Regions from separate parts of the Mus musculus genome. Here region 2 is linked to region 1. Evidence: chromatin loops called from intact Hi-C (ENCODE). Cell type or tissue: gastrocnemius. All regions are shown on one strand. Region 1 overlaps Spsb3 (splA/ryanodine receptor domain and SOCS box containing 3). Region 2 holds the start of Jmjd8 (jumonji domain containing 8).

Region 1 (2,500 bases):
CATTCCCCTAGGGCCACCTCCCATCTCATTGGAGTCTTAGCACTCAGGTTGATTATGTTGAGCACTGGAGAGCGCCAGGTGTCTGGCTGCTTCTCTGGTGGATTTGAGAAGGGATTTGTCATAAACAGAGTGACCTACCCCTTCCCTCCCTTCCAGCACAGCGACTCCGACTCTGACCCTGAGTACTCCTCCCTGCCACCATCCATCCCCAGTGCTGTGCCTGTGACAGGAGAGTCCTTCTGTGACTGCGAGGGCCAGAATGAGGCTACCTTCTGCAACAGTCTGCACACAGCACACCGTGGCAAGGACTGCCGGTGTGGTGAGGAGGATGAGGGTACGTGTCTTGCCGCTGGGACGTGTGGAGGGCTGGGCAGGTTCCCTGGGACCAGGCAGGCACCGTTTAGCTGTAGCCCTCCCTAGTTTAGGCCCTCTGTCTTACAGATTTTGATTGGGTCTGGGATGACCTGAACAAGTCCTCAGCCACCTTGCTGAGCTGTGATAATCGCAAGGTCAGCTTTCACATGGAGTATAGCTGTGGCACTGCAGCCATTCGGGGCACCAAGGAGCTAGGGGATGGCCAACACTTCTGGGAAATCAAGATGACCTCTCCAGTGTATGGCACAGACATGGTAAATGGCCAAGCAAGAGGGTAGATGCCATGGGCCCTGCCGCTAGGCATCTAACTGTCCAGGCCCACTATTTACAGATGGTGGGCATTGGGACGTCGGATGTAGACCTGGACAAGTACCACCACACGTTCTGCAGCCTGCTGGGCAGGGATGAGGACAGCTGGGGGCTCTCCTACACTGGTAGGTGTTGCCTGGGTCATGGGTGGGGCTGGCAGTACAGCAGACCTCCCAGGATCACCCCATTGCTCCTCGCAGGGCTCCTCCACCACAAAGGTGACAAGACGAGCTTCTCTTCACGCTTTGGCCAGGGCTCCATTATTGGTGTGCACTTGGACACCTGGCATGGGACACTGACATTCTTCAAGAACAGGAAGTGCATAGGTGAGGTACCTTTGTAGAGCCTTTAGGGGTGGGGCCAGGCAGTCTGACTTGAGGCTCCTGACAGATGAGGGAGGGTGGGCAGGCCTGAAGCAGATTGGGGTTACCAGGCCAGACCAGAGTATTTTCTGTGTTCAGACTATTTGAGCTGCTTACCGTGGTGCCTTGTAGGAGGAGCTTCCTGGCTCCCAACCCACATGGCACTCAGGCTAAGCCTTCCTCCCAGGAGTGGCTGCTACTCGGCTTCAAAACAGAAGGTTCTACCCGATGGTTTGCTCCACGGCTGCCAAGAGCAGCATGAAAGTCATCCGCTCCTGCGCCAGCTCCACATCCCTGCAGTACCTGTGCTGCTACCGCTTGCGCCAACTGCGGCCAAATTCAGGGGACACCCTCGAGGGCCTGCCCTTGCCACCTGGCCTCAAGCAAGTGCTGCATAACAAGCTGGGCTGGGTTCTGAGCATGAACTGCAACCACTGGAAATCCCCTGTGCCCCCTCCTGGCACAGCTACACCTGGTGCCGAGAGTCTGGAGACCAGGCCCTGTCAGAGGAAGCGCTGCCGAAGAAGCTGACTTCTCCCCTGGGAACGCAGATACCTTCCTCTTTCTCGCCCTTCCAGGGCAGCAGGAGAGGGAAGAACTGAGGTCCAGGCTTTTCCCTATCTCCCTGAGGCCAGGACAGTCTTCTCCGGTGACCATGGAGTGAAGGTCATTCTACTGCCTGTGCTGGTAGGGAAGCCGTACTCCTATTTGTCCTTTGAGTTGCCACGTGTCTTGGGAACTGCAGCTAGGCACCTGTGAACCTAGATTCCAAGCCCGGGAGGCTGGCCGACGAAGGGGAGTGCATTCATATCCCGGGGAGAAGATGGGCTGTCCCCACCCACGGGGCCGTGGGGCTTTCCTGACTTGCACTGCATGTTGTCAGCTCCTGCTGCAGAGATGGCAGTGGGTGCCCTGTGAAGGGGTTTTGTCTTGTCCCTCTATGTTATATCATTAAAAGAGCCTTCACAAATGCCCAAGCTGCCTGTGTCTATTGTTTATCTGTCTCTGTCCAGCGGCTTTGAGAGAGCTTGGCTTGGATCTCTGAGCACCTCTCTCTGAGGATGTAATAGTACAACTCAGCACTCAGGCCTACTACTAAGCCTCCTGCACCAAGTGGCCACTACCCTCCACTCTTCCATTCACCTCAGCTTCCCTTACCCTCTCACCCACCTCCCATGGTATTTCCATTTGACCATCAGGCAACAGAGTCTATCTACCACAGTCTGAAAAGGTATGGGCTGGACCCAAACCTCCTTGCCTGCCTCTCAGAATAATTAGATTCTTAGGCAGACTTGTCCTGTTGTACTGATGGGCAGGAGGTGACCCCAGGATGGCACAGGTCAAGAGCTCAGGTCCAGCAGGAGGTCAGGGTTGGTGGTTGTCAAGAAGATACAGATTCTGCGTGAGAGGTCAGGCCCCACTCTGCGAGGCTGCTTGCCTTTGTGGGCCTTCAC
Region 2 (2,500 bases), 940 kb after region 1:
CAGGGATGCTGATGGGAAAAGGCTGGGGTGCCACTCCCTGAATGACCTCCCTTCCCTGCTGGGCAGATAATGAGGAAACAGAAGGGAGTGATGTGCCTGCTGACTACCTGCTGGGTGACGTAGAAGGAGAGGACGATGAGCTGTACCCACTTGACACAGAACATGTGCACTGTGAGTAGGGGCTGGGTCAGCTATAGAGGGGTCCAACCCAGAACATGGCTCTGTGAGCAGGAGCTGAGTGGAGCGGGAAGCCTACACTCAGGTCCATCTTTCCTCACCCCTGCCTCCCAGCCGAGGAGCCTGAATATGTGCTGCCACAAGAGGCCTTCCCACTGCGCCATGAAATTGTAGACACACCATCTGGGCCCGAGCATCTGCAGGACAAGGCGGACTCTCCGCACGTGAGCGGCAATGAGGCAGACACAGCTTCATTAGCCCCGGTGGACTCCTCCTCCTCCCTCCTCTCCGTCTCACATGCACTCTATGACAGCCGCCTGCCACCTGACTTCTTCAGTGTATTGGTACGGGACATGTTGCGCTTCTACGCTGAGCAGGGCGACGTGCAGATGGCTGTGTCTGTTCTCATCGTGCTGGGTGAGAGAGTGCGAAAGGACATCGATGAGCAGACCCAGGTGTGTGATGGATCGGGGCGGGGCAGGGGAGGGTCTCCCCAGACTGGCTGCTGGTTCCCTCATCTGAGCCTGTTTCTTTTCCACTGTACCCCCCCCCCCCCCCACACACACACCCTAGTGTTCCTGGAAACACTAACCTGAGCCTGTCCCTCCCCACCAGGAGCACTGGTACACATCCTACATAGATCTGCTGCAGCGCTTCTGCCTCTGGAATGTGTCCAATGAGGTGGTGAAGCTGAGCACCAGCAGGGCAGTTAGCTGCCTCAACCAAGCCTCCACCACGCTGCATGTCAACTGTAGTCACTGCAAGCGGCCCATGAGCAGCCGCGGCTGGGTCTGTGACAGGTGCGATGGTGCAGTTGGGGAGGTTGGAAGGGAGGCAGCCCAGAGCTCCCCAGCTGAACAGCCCTCCCATTCCCAGGTGCCACCGCTGTGCCAGCATGTGTGCTGTCTGCCATCATGTGGTTAAAGGCCTGTTCGTGTGGTGTCAGGGTTGCAGTCATGGTGGCCATCTTCAGCACATCATGAAATGGCTGGAAGGCAGCTCCCACTGCCCTGCAGGCTGCGGCCACCTCTGTGAATACTCCTGACCTGGCCTTCCCTAAGGCTGATGCAGCGTCCTCAGCTCGATCCCGATGTCCACCGGACTAGGCTCACAGCCCCTTACCCATCCTGTGTACCAGGATGGAAGGTGGCTACAACTTTTTAACCCAATAAAAATCCAGAGCTGCTGTTTGGCCACTTGTCACTTTCATTGCGCCTTGGGTGGGAACTTTCTAGCACATGGGAACTTCCGGTAGGGGCGCTGTAGCCATGGTAACGCACAGTAGTCAATGGCTGCTCGATACAATTTTCCCTCCGCCTTGAGGAAATGATTAAATAGGGATGTTGTGTGGATGTGTGTGTGTGTGTGTGTGTGTGTGTACAATGCGCTTGTATGAAGAAGGAGGAGACTTCCAAGGCCGGCTGGCTACTGCTTGCAGGTAGCTACAGCAGTCCGGATGATAAGCCAATGGCTTGTGGTTACGCAAGTGTCGACAGAATTCCCAGCGTGCTGCGCGCCTGCACCCGTATGTTCATGGCGGCGGCTGGGCGGCGCGGTCTGCTTTTGCTCTTTGTACTATGGATGATGGTGACTGTGATTCTGCCTGCCTCTGGCGAAGGGGGATGGTGAGCCATAGGAAATGGGTGGCGGGAGGGAGCCTGAACTTAAAGCTTTGACTGGCCTGACCTGTTGTCCCTGCAGGAAACAGAATGGGCTGGGAATTGCAGCAGCAGTAATGGAGGAGGAGCGTTGCACAGTGGAGCGTCGGGCACACATCACGTACTCCGAATTCATGCAGCAGTATGTGTGCCTGCCCCAAGTCTCAGCATGATTCTAGGCATACTACCAATCATGGTCTTTGGCTGCGGAGGTCTCACTGCCTGGTGTGTAGGAGAGGCCCCTGCAGAGTTCAAACTCAGTGCAACATTCTCCTCTTTCCCCCCAGCTATGCCTTCCTCAAGCCCGTCATCTTGCAAGGACTCACGGACAACTCGGTGAGTATTCGTACCCTGTGGGCAACTGCTTCTGTTTGGCCAAGTGCTCAGTTACCTTATCCTTCATCCCCAGAAGTTCCGGGCCCTGTGTTCCCGGGAAAACCTGCTAGCCTCGTTCGGGGACAACATTGTTCGCTTGAGTACAGCCAACACCTACTCCTACCAGAAAGGTGAGCTACACACCCTGCAAGGTTTGCCTTCACATCTCAAAGGCAGAACTGACCAGTCCCGACTGGCTCCCCCTTCTTGTAGTGGACCTGCCCTTCCAGGAATATGTGGAACAGCTGCTGCAGCCCCAGGATCCTGCATCCCTAGGCAATGGTGAGCCA

Evidence for each region. Peaks named below come from ENCODE experiments on the same cell type or tissue, not always from the same donor. Only the 100,000 strongest peaks of a DNase experiment are listed, where the experiment ranks them.
Region 2: a loop joins it to region 1, with 2.8 times the contacts of the local background. A loop is called at or near these places in 1 of 42 quality-filtered maps.

What each region holds. Positions count from the first base shown.
Region 1 is chr17:24,890,127-24,892,626 of GRCm38, forward strand. It overlaps Spsb3 (splA/ryanodine receptor domain and SOCS box containing 3), which reads left to right. Exons shown (of 7, transcript NM_001163751.1): 3 at 157-334; 4 at 442-629; 5 at 707-809; 6 at 885-1,010; 7 at 1,234-2,021. The coding sequence ends at 1,577. Eme2 (essential meiotic structure-specific endonuclease subunit 2) reads right to left here. Exons shown (of 8, transcript NM_001163102.1): 8 at 2,026-2,500. The coding sequence ends at 2,387. Among named protein-coding and RNA genes, the nearest start is that of Eme2, 3.7 kb to the right of the region's middle. In gastrocnemius, no CTCF peak of the experiment used is centred here; a DNase peak (open chromatin) is centred at 1,364; H3K27ac peaks cover 305 bases.
Region 2 is chr17:25,827,362-25,829,861 of GRCm38, forward strand. It overlaps Wdr24 (WD repeat domain 24), which reads left to right. Exons shown (of 9, transcript NM_173741.3): 6 at 67-171; 7 at 292-632; 8 at 793-977; 9 at 1,054-1,369. The coding sequence ends at 1,222. It overlaps Jmjd8 (jumonji domain containing 8), which reads left to right and starts at 1,682. Exons shown (of 9, transcript NM_028101.5): 1 at 1,682-1,802; 2 at 1,879-1,977; 3 at 2,123-2,171; 4 at 2,245-2,341; 5 at 2,424-2,492. The coding sequence starts at 1,711. In gastrocnemius, a CTCF peak has its summit at 1,423; DNase peaks (open chromatin) are centred at 1,040, 1,661 and 2,488; H3K4me3 peaks cover 1,605 bases; H3K27ac peaks cover 1,575 bases.